Linked DNA regions of Mus musculus: region 2 is linked to region 1. Evidence: chromatin loops called from intact Hi-C (ENCODE). Cell type or tissue: heart. All regions are shown on one strand. Each heading gives the region's core, and the rest is flanking DNA. Links, peaks and the distances in the headings are about the cores only.

Region 1 (8,339 bases), core at 68-8,067:
TCAGCTTGGGCTATGTAGCAAAACCTTGTCTCAAAACAAAACTCAAAACACCCATTGCAGTTTGGCTCACGTGCTACAGAGGCCTGGTCCCCAGGTAATGGTGCTATTGGGAGGTGGCAGGGCCTTTAGAAGGTAGAAGAAAGTCACTGGGCATTGATTGAAGCAGAGAAAGTCTTCAGTGAACAGAATGGTTTTTTGATGTCAGTCATAAATTCAGCGATGTGATCTGGTGTGTCATATACACTATGCATATTACATGATCTATGTATTAAGGGTTAATATATAAAATATTAAATATAGTATCATAAATGTTTACATGCATATACATATATAATTTCTGAATGAAATTGTTATGTTTGCTATAAATGCTACAATTGTTAGGATCAGGGAGGAGGAGGAGCTAAGAGCAATGGTGGAAAAAAAAACAGCCCTCTGAAGCTCACTGCAGCCTGGTTTTGTTCAGAGGTGGCAAGTCGCTGCTCAACAGTGGAATCTTTGCCATGTATGGACAATGGTTGTAAGTATTCTTTCTTTCTTTCCCATGACTTGAAATGTGTGCTGCCTCAGTTTCTCCCAATTCCCCTTTCAAATCAAAGTGCCCTGTGAAATCAATCTGCCTTGCTTCACTTACCTTACTTCCTCTCTCACTGTGAGTCTGACTCCTCCGATGAGTCCCATGGGGCATCCCAAAGTAGTCACCCTCTGTCAAATCACATTCTCCCCTCTCCTTCCTGTAAACATCTCCCGGAGTTCACCTTCCAGGCTAATCACACAGATCTAATGAAACTTGAATTAAGATACAGGCAGTGCACAGGTCATCTCAGAGAGGACGCTCGCCAGGCCCAGGGTGGAAATGGATGGGCCGATGTGATGCAGGAGCGGTCTACAGCAAGGGCAGCTGAGTTCTTTGAGGGTAGAGGGTGGGGACGGTGTACTGTACAGCATCATGATAGGATCTGGAGCAGACAGGTGCTGAGAAATGGAGCCAGTAGATGGGGTAGCAACATGCCAAGTCAGGAAAGGAAAAGATGTATAAAAGGAGTTTAAAGGGGAGGTTTGACCATAAAGTTATATCATGTCCCAGATTTTAAATAATAATAATAATGATGATGATAATAATAGTAATAATAATACTAATCTAACATACAAACTGGAGAGGTGGCCTCATGGTTACAAGGGAGAATTTCTCTTGCAATAGACCTGAATCTGGTTCCCAGACTACCTGTAACTCTGTCTCCATGGGACCCAGTGCCCTCTTATGGTCTCCTCAGAAACTGGCACTCATATGGGTACATACCTATATACCTGCACACACACATGCACATAAACACACGCACACACACACATGCACACACACACACACACACGCACACACACAGACGCACATGCACACACACACACACACACACGCGTGCGCGCGCACACACACACACGCACACGCACACACACACACACACACGCACACGCACATGCGCACACACACACACACACACACACGCACATGCACACACACACACACGCACACACACACACACACGCGCACACACACACACACACGCACACACACACACACACACGCGCGCGCACACACACACACACGCACATGCACACACACTTAAAAATAAGACCTTTAAGAAATACATAGCGCTTGGAACTTGCCTCAGCAGCACATATACTAAAGTCACATCTGTACAGGAAGATTAGCACTGCCCGTGTACAATCACAGTGTGAAAAATCCCAAGATGTGTTTCTTTGCAAGGAGCTGTGTGTGTGTGTGTTCCCACGAGTGCAGGTACGTTTAGGCGTGTAGGTGCATGAGCTGCTGTGTTGAGGCCAGAGGTCAGCGTCGAGTGTCGCTCCTCAGGTGCCATCCACCTTTTGCTGTTGTTGTTGTTATGGGGGATTTTGTTTGGTTTTAAAAAAATATTTATATTTATGTATATGTGTCTATCTGTCTCCCTCTCTTTCTGTGTGTGTGTGTATGTGTGTTTATGTACATACATGTGTGATGGTGCCTGGTGCCAGTGGAGGCCAGAAGTGGATCAGATCCCCTAGATGTGGCTCTGGGAACCACGCTTCTCTGTCTGTCATCTGTCTGTCTCAGTCAGGATTACTATTGCTGTGATGAAACACTGTGACCAAAGCAACCTAGGCAGGAAAGGGTTCAGTCTCCCACCATTCATCATCAGAAGCAGTGAGTGCAGGAACTCAAGCAGGGCAGGAACCTGGAGGCAGGAGCTGATGCAAAGGCCATGGAGGGATGCTGCTTACTGGCTTGCTCCCCATGGCTTGCTCAGCCTGCTCTCTTATAGAACCCAAGACTACCAGCCCAGGGATGGCACCACCCACAAGGGGCTGAGCCTTTCCACATTGATCACTAATTAAGAAAATGCCCTACAGCCAGATCTTATGGAAACATTTTCTTCAATAGAGGCTTCTTCCTCTCTGATGATTCTAGTTTGTGGTCAAGTTGACACACAAAACTAGCTGGCACTCTGTCTATCTGTCTGTCTGTCTATTAAAATATGATCAAATGTAACCCAACCTAGCTTTCAGCTTGCTGTGTAGCTGAGAGTGACCTGGAATTTCTGATCCCCTTGCTTCTGCCTCCTAGGTGCTGGTACAAGCATATACCACCACCCTGGTACAAGCATATACCACCACCCTGGTACAAGCGTATACCACCACCCTGGTACAAGCGTATACCACCACCCTGGTACAAGCGTATACCACCACCCTGGTACAAGCGTATACCACCACCCTGGTACAAGCGTATACCACCACCCTGGTACAAGCGTATACCACCACCCTGGTACAAGCGTATACCACCACCCTGGTACAAGCGTATACCACCACCCTGGTACAAGCGTATATATACCACCACCCTGGTACAAGCGTATACCACCACCCTGGTACAAGCGTATACCACCACCCTGGTACAAGCGTATATATACCACCACCCTGGTACAAGCGTATACCACCACCCTGGTACAAGCGTATACCACCACCCTGGTACAAGCGTATACCACCACCCTGGTACAAGCGTATACCACCACCCTGGTACAAGCGTATACCACCACCCTGGTACAAGCGTATACCACCACCCTGGTACAAGCGTATACCACCACCCTGGTACAAGCGTATACCACCACCCTGGTACAAGCATATACCACCACCCCCTGTTTGTGTGGTTCTGGGCTTAATAAGCCCAGCTTTACCAATTGAATTATATCCCCAGCCCAGTATTCTTTTTTTTTCTTCCATTCTGTGGATTACCTTTATTTTTTTATTTTACTTTCTTTTTAAAAAGCATTTATTTGGTGTGTGTGTGTATGTGTGTGTGTGTGTGTGTGTATGTGTGGTACACATATAGAGTGCATACATAGGTGTATATGGATATATACTCCCGTGCCTCTCACTGAGCCCAGGGCTAGGATGGTGACCATCAAGCCCCAGCAACCCTACTGTCTCTATACCTCCTGTCCCTATACAGCATTGAGGGTATAAACACTCTTGCACACTATCGCCTTGCCTGACTTTACATGTGGGTGCTGAGGACTTGAACTCAGGTCCCCAGGCTTATGCACCAACCACTCTTAACCCACTGTGCTACTTCCCTATCTCTCATCTTGTTTTTTTGAGTCAGGATCTCTCACTGGCAGGGGCCTCACCCAGGAGGCCAGGCTGGCATTCCATGAGGGCCCTGTGGGGAATCTTAATTTCAGCCTTCTCAGCTCTGGGATTACAAGTATTCTGGCTGGAGAGATGGCTCAGCAGTTAAGAGCACCTACTACTCTTCCAGAGGTCATGAGTTCAAATCCCAGCAACCACATGATGGCTCACAACCATCTGTAGTGGGGATCCGATGCCCTCTCCTGGTGTGTCTGAAGACAGCAATATTGTACTCATATGCATAAAATAAATAAAATCTTAAATAAACAACAACAACAACAAAACAAGTATTCAACACCATGCCTGGTTTTTTTCACATTGGTTCCAGGGACTGAATGGAGACATGCCACCCCCCCCCCCTCTTTTTTTTTGTTTTTTGTTTGTTTTTCGAGACAGGGTTTCTCTGTGTAGCTCTGGCTGTCCTGGAACTCACTCTGTAGACCAGGCTGTCCTTGAACTCAGAAATCCACCTGCCTCTGACTCCCAGGTGCTGGGATTAAAGGCATGTGCCACCACTGCCCAGCGACATGGCTCCTTTTTAAAGAACACTTACTGCTTCTTGGCTCAGGTTAAGTTCCAACTGCCTATAACTCCAGTTCCAAGAGATCCAGTGCCCCCTTCTGGCCTCCGAGGGTAGATCCCGATTCAATAACAAATGGGAGTTTGTAACTTCGGGCTTTTTCTCCCACACCACTTTGTTCCCTGTAATAACGACTCTGAGGGTAATTATTAATACATACTTAGGCCATAAGCTTTGGCTTGTTCTCCAACTAGCTCATAACCCAATTATCTCTCTTATTCTATATTAGTTCAGCTATGTGGCTGCTTTCCGGGCAAATCTCCTGTGGCTAACTCTTTCCCAGAATTCTCTCTTTTTCTCCCAGATGTCCCACCTCCTATTTCCTGCTCCAGCTCATTGGCCACTGACTTCTTTATTCATAGTGATGCTTATAAGAGATTCTATCGGAGCTGGGGGTGTAGCTCAGTAGTAAGAGTGCTCTGGGTTCTGGGGTCCTCATGGTTGTATGGCAAGCTCTTTACTGACTCAGCCATCTCCCTACTTCCACTTTCCTTTTTTTTTTTTTTTTTTTTTTTTTGGTTTTTCGAGACAGGGTTTCTCTGCATAGCTTTCGCTGTCCTGGAGCTCACTTTGTAGACCAGGCTGGCCTTGAACTCAGAAATCCGCCTGCCTCTGCCTCCCCAGTGCTGGGATTAAAGGTGTGCGCCACCACGCCCGGCCCTTTTTTTTAAGATAGGGTCTTGCTATGTAGCCCAGGCTGACTAATGCTCTACCTGCCTCCGCCTCATGGCATTATGGGTGTATAGCAACAAACCCAGCTCTAGAAATTTTTTTAAGTCAATTATTGTAATTGCAAATGTACCAGGACTGGAAGATCTTAGCGTTGGTGTCTTCTCTTTCCATTTTATTAAAGGGGAAAGCCTAAAAGCAAACTAAGCAAACAAAAACCTGGTTTGAAGAAGTGATCTCCCAAGTGAAGGCTGGCCTCTGAGAACTGTCCTGGGATGGGCTGGACCTAAGCTTTGTCTTCTGGTTCCAGATGAATAACCGATAACCACAGATACACATCTCAGCAGCCTGAGCACCACATGTCTCGGAGAGTGAACTCTCCACACCTGGAAGGTTTTGGGTCTGTGTTTCTTTTTCTTTCCCTTTTTCTTTTTCTTCTTCTTTTTCTTTTACTTTTTTTCTTGCTGATGATATAACCCCGGGCCTTGCAAGAGCTAAGCTAGCAATCTACCGGTGAGCTACATCTCTAGCCCCACAAAGCTATCAGATGATTAAAAAAAAAAAAAGATCCATGAATAGGCTGGAGAGGTAGCTGTGTGGGAATTGCCCTCCCTATTAAAGATGAAATGTGCTGCTTTACATATGTATATTTCTCCGTCTGGCCGCTGATCAGTGGACAGTCTCACTGTGGTGTGCAGGAATGTTGGAATGTTTCTTCATGCTCCTGTTGCAATTCCAGAAGTGGAATCCATGCGTCGGGCACCTGACCTTAAAATGCCTAAAGCACCAAGCCCATGTCATTTTCCACAGTGGCTGCCCGGAGGACGTCACTTTGAAGTTTCCCCTAGCGGGAAGGCTGATAGTGCTGTGGACTGAGTGGAGGAGAAACAGTGTTGTTAGTGTGCTTGTATGCTCTCAGGGGTCATGCCTGAAGAGAAAAACGATGAAAAGAATGAGGAGCGGAGGACTGCTGTGATGGAGCGATATTACTGACGTCATTATGGGGAGAGAACTAGGACACAGAGGACAAATGGCTCAGGAGGGTTCCTTCATGGGGAAGCCAGGGCTGCTATCCTGTGCTTTCAATATTCAGCTTGATGCACGGGAAATAATTGTTACCTAGAGACACTATGAGACTAAAAGCCAGAACTAGGAGGTGACAACTCCAAACATCCTTTGAGGTGCACGGTCTAATTTGTTTGGGTGTCTGTTTAACCTCTCTAATTTATTGACCTTGAAACCGCGTCTGCTTTTCTGGGTCGGAGGTGGATGGGAATCTTGGACATCCTATAAGAAAGGACAGGGAGACAAAGAAAATCAGTCCACAATGCAGATCTACCAGATGTGGAATAAAACTCACGGGGTTACCAGTGTATGGCACCGATTCAGTGCCCATCACGGGACATCAAAGATCCCCGCGCATGAAGAAGGAGGTCTGTGTGTCACCACTCTTCTCACCCTTAGGAGTTTAAAGCAGAGGTCCGGGGACTCAACCACGGAGTCCAGGCAACTTCCCCAGCCGAACCGCACCCAGTCTCCCCTGCCGCAGTCCCGGTGCCAGGAGCGCAGGCTGGGGACCACGGCGGGCACGTGGGATCGGCTGCAGCACTGCGCCAGTTCAGCCCGCCTAGCAGCGAGCGGCCGCGGCCTCTGGAGAGAGGTTCCTCCCCCTCTGCTCTGCACCAGTCCGAGGGAATCTGTGGTCAGTGACGCGCATCCTTCAGCGAGCCACCTGCAGCCCGGGGCGCGCCGCTGGGACCGCATCACAGGCTGGGCCGGCGGCCTGGCTACCGCGCGCTCCGGAGGCCATGCGGGCGTTGGCGCAGCGCAGCGACCGGCGGCTGCTGCTGCTTGGTAAGGCCCCTCACCCCCTCTGCACCCCGGCCGAGCGCGCATCACTCCCTCATACCCACCGCGCGCTCCCCTCGCCGCCGCATCACTCCCCTCTTTCACGTCCCCCCTTTCAAGCGGTGAACTTGGCTTTGGTTTGCCCACCCCTGCCCTCACCCTCCTCCGCAGCGCTCCTCTGCAGCTCAGTCCCCAGGCCACCGCGCCTGGGCTTGGGCTTGGATGCTCCGTCAGCCTCTGAGAGTCTTCTTCAGCAGCGCAGGTGGCCCGAGACTCCCTGACCCGACCTCTGGGTACTATAGATTCTCGAGCCGGTGCGTTCTCACCTCTTTGAGATGTAGGCTGACAGAGCAAACTAATGGGAAAACTGCGAGCATCCTCTGCTAGAGCGGTCATCCCTGCTAACGACCCCCACCTGTACCAATTTTCGCTTCACTCAGTGGCTAGTTACTTTGGAAATACTATGCAAAACAGATTTATAAATTTAAAAACTAGCTACCCTTCCCCTCTCCATACTTTTCTTATTTTAGGATTAAACCCTAGTGACACTTTCAAGGACTCCTAGGACTACTCTCCCAAGTTGCCTGTTCGGGTAGAAGCATAGCTGTGATTGAAAATAGTAACTAACTATAGGGGGGAAAGTCCCCATTCTGCCCAGTTCTAATCGGTCTCGCGTCAGCTTTCTGTTTGGGAAGACAAGGGGGTTGGATTGAGTTGGAGTTGGAGACAGTTCTAGAAGTCGGGGGTGGGGGTGGGGGGAGATCAGGCCCTGCCCTAGTTTTGCAGCCTTCTGAGGCACTCCTGGCTTGGCCTCAGTCTGCCCAGTGGCCTATTTCCCCTTCATTTCCAACATTTAGGATTCTGGCTTGAACCTTCCGTGACAAATAGAGAAAACATTTTGCAACATTAAATGAGCAGAAACGGTTTCCAATTACTTTAAAAAAAAAGATGATAAAATTAAAAAATGTAGGCTATAAAGGAAAAGGATGGGGAGAACGCTGTACCTTTCTTAAGCGAGTTGATGCACAGGGACATCTCAAACGCATGGCGTGGCGTGCTTTTCTTTTCAGGCTCTATTAATGCAAAATGGTTAGCTTTGGCTGTGTATGAGATTAGATTAGTGACTTTCCCATAGCAGAGATGATTTTTCTAAAGGGCTAAAGGGTTCTAGGGAAGTAACTCAGAATCAGAGTAGGACTTGCAGCCATGCTCAAACCGCACTGAACTCCTTCGTAGGAAATGTCTTAGTCCCTCTCCAGATTCAAAGCGCAACACATGTGCAAAATCTTCTGTGTCCACTCCCCAGTTGTTATATATCAGTGTACCTACATAACCACTGTACGTCAAGACATAGAGTGACTCAGCTTCCAAGTTACCCCCACTCCTCAAACTCACTCTATATCACTTTTGCCAGTTGGTGAGATTTACAAAGAGCAAATCACTGTTATACCCCACCCCTCTCCTTCAGTGCTGGGGCTCAGACTCCAGGCCTCACGTACATGTGGCTTTATTTGTGTTGGGCACTGCTACTTCAAAGAGAGGATTTCAATATGACAACAAACGAGAGACT
Region 2 (8,339 bases), core at 25-8,024, 540 kb before region 1:
TAGATAGATAGATAGATAGATAGATAGATAGATAGATAGATAGATAGATAGATAGATAAGTTTTAAATGTGTTTTAAAAGTTTCCTTGGGGGGGAGGGGGTTGGGGTTTTGTTTTGTTTTGTTTTGTTTTGTTGTTTTTTTGTGACAGGGTTTCTCTGTGTAGCTCTGGCTGTCCTGGAACTCTCTCTGCAGACCAGGCTGGCCTCAAACTCAGAAACCCTCCTGGCTCTGCCTCCCAAGTGCTAGGATTAAAGGCATGCGCCACCACTGCCCGGCTTAAAAAATTTCTTAATTAGCATGTTGTTGTAACTAGTTCCCAAGCTATACTTTACCTTGTATTTCAATGGTTTCTTAAATTTTACATAATTAGATGTTCATTTTATGAATTAAAGTTGCCTAATTTTTTCGGTCACCATTATATTTTTGAACTTAAAAAACAAAAATCCTTTCTTATCCTGAGATTTCACGACTAATCAATTTCTTCTTCTTTTTCTCTAAAACTTTTAAGATGTGTAATTCTGTAATCTGTCTGGAATAAAAAAAAATGGTAGGTTTAACCATTTGATGTGATATAGATGAGAACTCTAATTCTATTTCCAGTTTGAGGAAAAAAAATGCTCAAGTTGAAAACTCATTAAGCTTAAGTAGGTAGGTACCATTTTATCTAACATGTTTGCTTTTCTCTTTACATCTTTAATTAAATTAGCATAATGATTTCACTACTGCAATTACGTTGTGTTTAACCAAGCTGAAATTAAGTGTTCCTTTCTGTCCAGTTCCTCTAGTGAATTTAAATTTAACAGAGCCTTCTAATAATCCACATTGGTCTTCTTGATGAGTCAAAAGAACGTAGCTTTAAAAAAAATTACCAATTTCTGTTTGATCTTGAAATCCCGTGCTCTGTGCAACCAAGTAGCTGAGGATATACTTCAATTGCTCAATGGTAAAGTGATTTCCTAGGATGGTCAAGGCTCTGCATTTGATCTGGACATTAAAAATAATAATGAAAGGCTGGGCATGGTAATACACACCTTTGATCCAAGCATTCAGAAGGCAGAAGCAGGTGAGTTCTAGGCCAGCCTGGTCTACAAAGCAAGTCTAGGACAGCCAGGGCTACACAGAGAAACCCTGTAGCAAAAAACCACAAATAATAATGAGAGCCGAGCATGGTGGTACACACCTTTAATCCCAGCACTTGTAAGGCAGAGGCCATCTTGGTCTACAGAGTTCCGGAACAGCCAGCGGTACACAGAGAAACACTGTTTTGAAAAAAAGACAATAATAATAATAATCACAATCATAATAGTGAATAAAAACTAGGGTCTGGAGATATGGTTCAGCAGTTAAGAGTGGTTACTGCTCTCTCAGAGGACCCGGGTCTCACAGCCACTTAAAACTGTAGATCCAGAGACTCTGATGCCCTCTTCTGTCCTCCAAGGATACTACATATGTGTGGTGTACATACATGTAGGTAAACACTCACATATAGAAAATTTTTTTTAAATACATATTTTTTTTAAATCTTCTACAAAAAAACAAAAAGACTAGGAGTTGGAGGGTTGGCTTGCTTATTAGGAACATGCACTACTCTTCCGGAAGACTTGGGTTTGCTCCTTAGAATCCACCTCAGGTAGCTCACAGCGTCCTGTAACTTCAGCTCCAGGGAATCTAATACCTCTGGTCCCTGCAGGCACCTGCACCCACGGTCGTACACATGAGTGCCCATGTGAACACGCACACGCACATGTATGCACACACACTTGTCTTAAAGATTAGAAAGACTCTGTGCTCTCCCATGCTGAAGGTCTGTTGGCACAGATGGGGTGCCTTGTATCCTTTGGCAGACCCTTCCCTGATGCTCCTGGGGTGCAATTTGCTGGGAGAGCGCACAGCAGTACAGCTATAGGACTTACACCCCGGTGCGTATTTGCTTACATGTTCCTTCACCCTGTTCGGCTGAGGACACACTTCATTTAATTCTAGTTGGTCAGCAGCCTCCTGGCCCTCAGCACACAGGAGAAGGCCAGTGCATGTTGGTGGGTTGTCAATCAGCTGGCAGTAAGGCTGATCTTATGATGTTAACCTGAGCCACCTAATCGGTGAGCTTTCTCTTTCCGGTGAGGTTCTCTATCCGGAACAGTTTAGGACATGAGCAGTATACGTGAGCAATCAAAGCTTCTACAGTTCTGTTACTCCAGCAGCTGTAGCATATTGTCGTCCTGGTTTGCTTTCTGGTACTGTAATAAACACCATGACCCAAAGCAACTTGGGAAGGAAAGGGTTACTAGTCAAGTCTAGGTTACACTCCATTACTGAGGGAAGCCAAGGCAGGAATCTGGATGCAGGAACTGAAGCAGAAGCCCCCGTTGCTCCTCTGGCTTGCTCAGCTTGCTTCCTTACACAACCCAGGACCACCAGCCCAGGGAGGGCACCGCCCACAGAGGGCAAGGCCCTTCCTCATCGACAGCAATCAGGATAACATGCCCACAGGTATGTCTGTAGGCCAGTCTGATGAAGACAGTGCCTCAGTTGAGATTCTCTCTTATTATGAATGTCTACTTTTATGGCAAGTTGAAATCAAGAGAGAGAGAGAGAGATCAGACATAAGTCCATACCACCGTGCTTGGCATACAGATGGTGTAGACAAAGACTTGAATTGTACAGTTAACACTACTTATGTGTATATATAATGGAATCTCATATTTCACCTTTCATTTATGAATCACCAGTGAGACTATCATGTATATGCAACACACAGCCACATACACTCACCCCACATACATACACATCACATACACTCACCCCACACACAAATGCACACACATACACACACACCACATACATCCCCCCACACACAAATACACACACATACATACACACACCACATATACTCACTCCACACAAAAATATGCTCACACATACACATACCACATACACTCCCCCCACACACAAATACACATACATACACACACCTCACACACAAATGCACACACACCACATATACTCACCCTGCACACAAATGTACACTTATACATACACACACACACCATATTCACCCCACACACACATGCACACACACATACAGACACACACACAATGGGGTAAGAGAACAAAACTCTGCTAATTTCAATGGCATCCCCTCCACCCAATTTTTTTGTTTGTTTGTTTTTGTTTTTTGAGACAGGGTTTCTCTGTATACCCTGGCTGTCCTGGAACTCACTTTGTAGACCAGGCTGGCCTCGAACTCAGAAATCTGCCTGCCTCTGCCTCCCAAGTGCTGGGATTAAAGGCGTGTGCCACCACACCCGGCTTCTTTCTTTTTTTTCCACCCCACCCCACCCGATTTTAATGCACTACTACCCCAAAATCAGGCTACTATAGAAGCAGCAATGTAAAGAGTAAATTATAAATTATTTATGACTTCCAATCATCATGGAAAAATTTCCCAGACTTCGGCAGTCCTGAAGAAGAAACTCTGTGTGTGCATAAATCATGTTCTCAGATGGGGGCTTGAAATTCTTTTTGTTTTGTTTTTCTTTTCCTTTTTCTTTTTTTTTTAAACAAGTCTCACTATGTAGTCCTGACTCTCCTGGAACTTGCTATGTAGACCAGGCTGGTCTCCAACTCAGATATCCACCTGCCTCAGCCTCCCAAGTTCAGAGACTAAAGGAGTGCACCATCATGCCCCCAATGGATTTTTAAATTCTTGACATAACTATTTACTTCAGAGTTAATATCCAGTCTGCCCAGCAGAGGGCAATCAGCCTACAGGACAACGCTGTTACACGGCAGAAAGCTGTGGTCACAAAGTGCAAATCCCATCCCCAAACAAACAAAACCCACATATTCCTTTCTTGTGCAGCCTCTCCGCACCTGGTGCACTTTTACTGCTAGCTCATGTCACACGCATTCTGGCACAGGGATACTGGAATGCTGTCTGCATTTCAGACCCTTGAGGTGCATTGGGAGGAAGGGTGTCTCTGGACATGATCAGTATACAGAATGCCAGTCCTGCCCTACTGGCCTTCCCATCACCCCAGCCACCCCCTTAGATACAGAACAGCATCAGGTGACCCAGACTTAACCTTGGGGGGGTAGCCTGACAGTACGAGGTTCCAAGCTCTGTGCTCAGCCACCATCCTCCCATAGGACCTCCCTCACAGAATGCAAATGCAGCCATCAAGGTATAAAGAATTTCAAGATGCTGGCCTTACAGCCCAAGTGAGACCCAGTGAGAGAACAAAGAGAGCATGAACGGCCCTGGAGCCCTTGCACTCTGTAAGCCTGCCCAGTGCCAGCCTCTCAGAGCTCCTAAGTCTGTAGTGTGCTGATTTCTGCAAGCTTCCTAGATCCTGGAGTTCGGGGATGCTATGGTGCTACCCATAGGCAAAGGCTGGGGATTTCTCAAACAGACCAGTTTGTAACCTCTGCAAGGTACCTCTGGGTTCTTAATCTCCATTAAAGAAAGAATTTAGAGGAAACAGAGGAAGGAATACACTAGGCAAAGAAAGGAGTTGGGGGTGAGGGTCCTCTCAAGGAAGACTCACACCATGGGATGTTTATATAGCTATGCCAAGCAAACCTTACTGGAAGGTAGGATGAATTATTCATAAGCGAAGAAGGAAGCAGGTCCTTACAGGACTAGCCTTGAGGCGTCGTTGGTTGGAATTACACTCTAGTGAGTACAGCCTAATTTTGCAAGTCCCTTGCTCCTTGCCCCAATTTCCCCTCTATTTAAACCTAAAGTTCAAGTCAGAGCCCCAAGTCAGACTAGGAGGCGGGGGGGTATCCACTGAACTCTTTTGTGTATTACACCGCCCACCTTGGGTGCGCTGAATAAATACTTTTCTTTGTCACTCCTCGCCCCTTTAATTGGTATGCTGACATGCATGGCGGAGATGACCTTGTGGGAGCTGGTGGAGCTAGTATGGAAAATGTGTTCTCTCTATTCAGATACACATCTGTTCTAGAGAACAGCGACAGGCCGCTCCCGTGGGTCTCTGCATCCCTGAGCCGTCATACCTCGGGACACCTTGAAGAAAACCATGCTTGGTTTCCTGCGGACCTTCCGTGAACGTTCTTGAAAACGCTCAACGGCGGTGCATCCAGCCCTAGGAAGAGTCACAAGCGGACTGGATTGATGGACAGACGTCTGTCGACACAGTTCTGAAACACTGGCTGTTTAGTTAAGAGAAGCCAGGCAATGGAGACAACAGTACAATCTCATGGGTTCCAGGCAGGGCAGGTAGCAAAAGGATGATGCTTCAGTCCCAGAGTGATAAAAAGCTTGAAAACTGGGTAGTGGGTGCAGCCTCAAATCCGGGAAATCTTTTGTTGTTGTTTTTGCTTAGTTAGTGCTTGTTTGGTTTTTTGTTTGTTTGTTTGTTTGTTTAGTTTGGGGTTGTTTGTTTGTTTGTTTGGAATTGAAACTGGTATAGAACGGGGCGGGGGGATCTTTAGAGAATTTTTTTTAAAAATCAGTTTTAAAAGAGCCAGGGGTGTGTTCGTGCAGCGCTCAGTAGGCAGAGGCAGATAAATCTATGAGTGCAAGGCCAGCTTGGTCTATGTAACAAGCGCCAGACTTATCAGAGCTACACAGTAAGACCCTGTCTCAAAAACAAAGTCAAACAAGCAAAATGAGCCATTGCAACTTCACATACCATTTTCAAACTCCCCCAGCCCCTAATCTGCGATACTTCTGCACCACCAGTGAAGAGTGAGCGCTCTAGCGGCCCCAGGCATGGCGTTCGTTCACGGTGCTGGCAAACCTTACGTTCCCCTCTTCCCTCTCCCTTGTAAACCACAGATTACATTCCTCGCGATAGCCACCAAGGTCTGTTCCTTTATTTGGACACTTCCTTATGCCAGACCCATTCCTACGGTCCAGCTATCAAAGTATTGAAGTCCAGCAATCAAAAGTCCCCATTAGCTGCCCTAATTAACAGAACATAGCACGAATCCTAGCCTAGCCCTGTCTAACTCTAACACACACCTTCCCCTCTTCCCTCTTAAAACCCCATTCAAGGTCATTTGTTGCTATTTTCTGCCTAAGTCAGAAATTGGCCACTTTACTTTTCTTCTCCCAACCCCGCTGTGAAAATAGGTGTTTGGGTGTGGTTTGTGCTTAATCCTGGGTCCGGGAGGGAGCACCTCGCTGTGTGCAGGTCCCTTCTCAGAGTGAGTGGGTCACACTTTCTACTGGTAAAATAAAACATCTTAAAGTCACACAGTGTGCGGTGGCAAAACAAAACAAGAAGTCTGAAAGAGCAGAATCTCAGATGCTTGCTCTCTCTGCACTTTGTGGAGATCACTCCCTGCTGCTACCTGAGCTGCATCATTTTACAGGGGTGGGGTGGAGGGGTGTGGTGGTGGGGTGGGGGCTGGGGTGGGGGATAGGGGGTTGTGGTTGGGACTTTCTACCCCAGCACTTTGTAATTGACTCTGCTTGTTTGCAGAGTTCAGTTGCCATTGAGGACCAGGGGTTGGTTGATTGGTTGGTTTGGTCTGGTTTGGGTTGGTTGGTTGGTTGGTTGGTTGGTTGGTTGGTTGTTTCCTTAATCAGTCCAAGTAGGAGCTGGGCCCCCAGCAGTTGCAAGTGGAATGTGAAAACAGACCGCGGCTGTGGATGCGAACTGTGGAACACCACAATAGACTGACGACGTGGTGGGTCTAAGAACCCGCTGCCTAAGTTATCATTGATCTCTCTAGTTCCAGCCCATCTACTGCAGCCAATGAGGCGCATCTGCATTTCTCTGGGATCTCCAGTACGGTGATCAGTCATGTTCAGTGGGAGACCACACTCTGCATACCTTCAATTTGTGTCTTCCTAATTAAACTACAAACGGGGATTGCGTCTTGACATAAAAAGCTTATGTTTTTATCACTGAGTCCTTCTGCACCTGTTTCATCAGAGTGACTTTTTTTAAAAAGCCCTGACCCTAAGTAGCTGGAAGTAGTAACCTAGACAACAAAGATAACCTTTAGATAATTATCATGTTTCCTAGTTGACAATAGCTGTCACTGTGTCATGACCCTAGTATGTTACAAAAGCCACAAAGATTAGACATTACAGTGGGGCTAGACAACATGTAACAGCTCCTTCCCCTGCATGGCAGCCACCAGTTTGTCATTTCTTCTTTCTTTCTTTCTTTTTTTAATGTTTATTTATTTATTTTATGTACGTCAGTACACTGTAGTTATCTTCAGACAGATGGTTGTGAGCCACCAGGTGGTTGCTGGGAATTGAACTCAGGACCTCTGGAAGAGCAGTCAGTGCTCTTAACTGCTGAGCCATCTCGTCATTTCTTTTCTTTTTTTTTTTTTTTAAAGATTTATTTATTTTTATTATATGTAAGTACACTGTAGCTATCTTCAGACACTCCAGAAGAGGGAGTCAGATCTCATTACGGATGGTTGTGAGCCACCATGTGGTTGCTGGGATTTGAACTTCGGACCTTCGGAAGAGCAGTCGGGTGCTCTTACCCACTGAGCCATCCTCACCAGCCCAATTCTTAATCTTTAAAATGAAAAGGTTCTGCCTGGGGCTGGAGAGATGCCTCAGCACATGCATCAAATCAACCTGAGTCCTCAAAGTCCCAACCAATGGAGCTCAACTCGGCAATGTAAGGCGAACCAATACAAGCATGGGGTTAGCAAAGAATCCCTCATCACGTGCCTTTCACGTGCTGGCTTTAGCAGACCGTCCTCTCTCCTGTGTCTGCTTCAGCCGAATGTTCCTTCAGGAGTCTGCCTTACCTGTGTCCACTTCAGGAAAACACTCCTTCACGTGTTTACCCCAGCAAAACACCATAGAACACAACTGACTCTCCAAAGAACCCTCAAGTTTCCACTTCATAGTGTTGCTCATATGTGTTCCAGGCTAACTTGGGATTGGGTAACCTATCAGGGGTCTCATTCCTGGAAAAAGACTGATTCTCCTCTCTCAGAAGCCATTGATTACCTGTCACTCTTTGTCTAGAGGTGGGGCTTGTGAAATTTCCCCCACCCACGCTGGCACATCGACTGGTGTTGTATTATGCAGGTCTCCTTTAAGTACCCATATTTTAAACCATGTGTGTGTGGTGGTTTGAATATGCTTGGTTTCTATGGCATGATACTGTTAGGAGGTGTGGCCTTGTTGGAGGACATGTGTCACTGTGGGGGTAGATTTGCAGGTCTCCTTATATGCTCAGGCTCCAACAACTGTGGAAGAGAGCTTCCTCCTAGTTATATAAGAATGCCAGTCTTGGGGTTGGGGATTTAGCTCAGTGGTAGACCGCTTGCCTAGCAAACACAAGGCCCTGGGTTCGGCCCTTAGCTCTTCTGGCTGCCTTCTGACT

What was found. A loop is a pair of places that touch in the nucleus more often than their neighbours do. Peaks named below come from ENCODE experiments on the same cell type or tissue, not always from the same donor. Only the 100,000 strongest peaks of a DNase experiment are listed, where the experiment ranks them.
Region 2: it touches region 1 in a loop (4-fold over the local background); 5 of 42 quality-filtered maps call a loop at or near these places.

The regions. Positions count from the first base shown.
Region 1 is chr5:147,398,656-147,406,994 of GRCm38, reverse strand. It overlaps Flt3 (FMS-like tyrosine kinase 3), which reads left to right and starts at 6,506. Exons shown (of 24, transcript NM_010229.2): 1 at 6,506-6,775. The coding sequence starts at 6,730. Gm26597 (predicted gene, 26597) reads right to left here and starts at 7,441. Exons shown (of 2, transcript NR_165432.1): 1 at 7,096-7,441; 2 at 5,076-6,208. In heart, for the core only: a CTCF peak has its summit at 4,295 (motif pointing left); no DNase peak of the experiment used is centred there; H3K4me3 peaks cover 1,480 bases; H3K27ac peaks cover 449 bases; H3K27me3 peaks cover 3,613 bases.
Region 2 is chr5:147,940,893-147,949,231 of GRCm38, reverse strand. No RefSeq gene overlaps it. Among named protein-coding and RNA genes, the nearest start is that of Mtus2, 12 kb to the left of the region's middle. In heart, for the core only: a CTCF peak has its summit at 3,758 (motif pointing right); no DNase peak of the experiment used is centred there.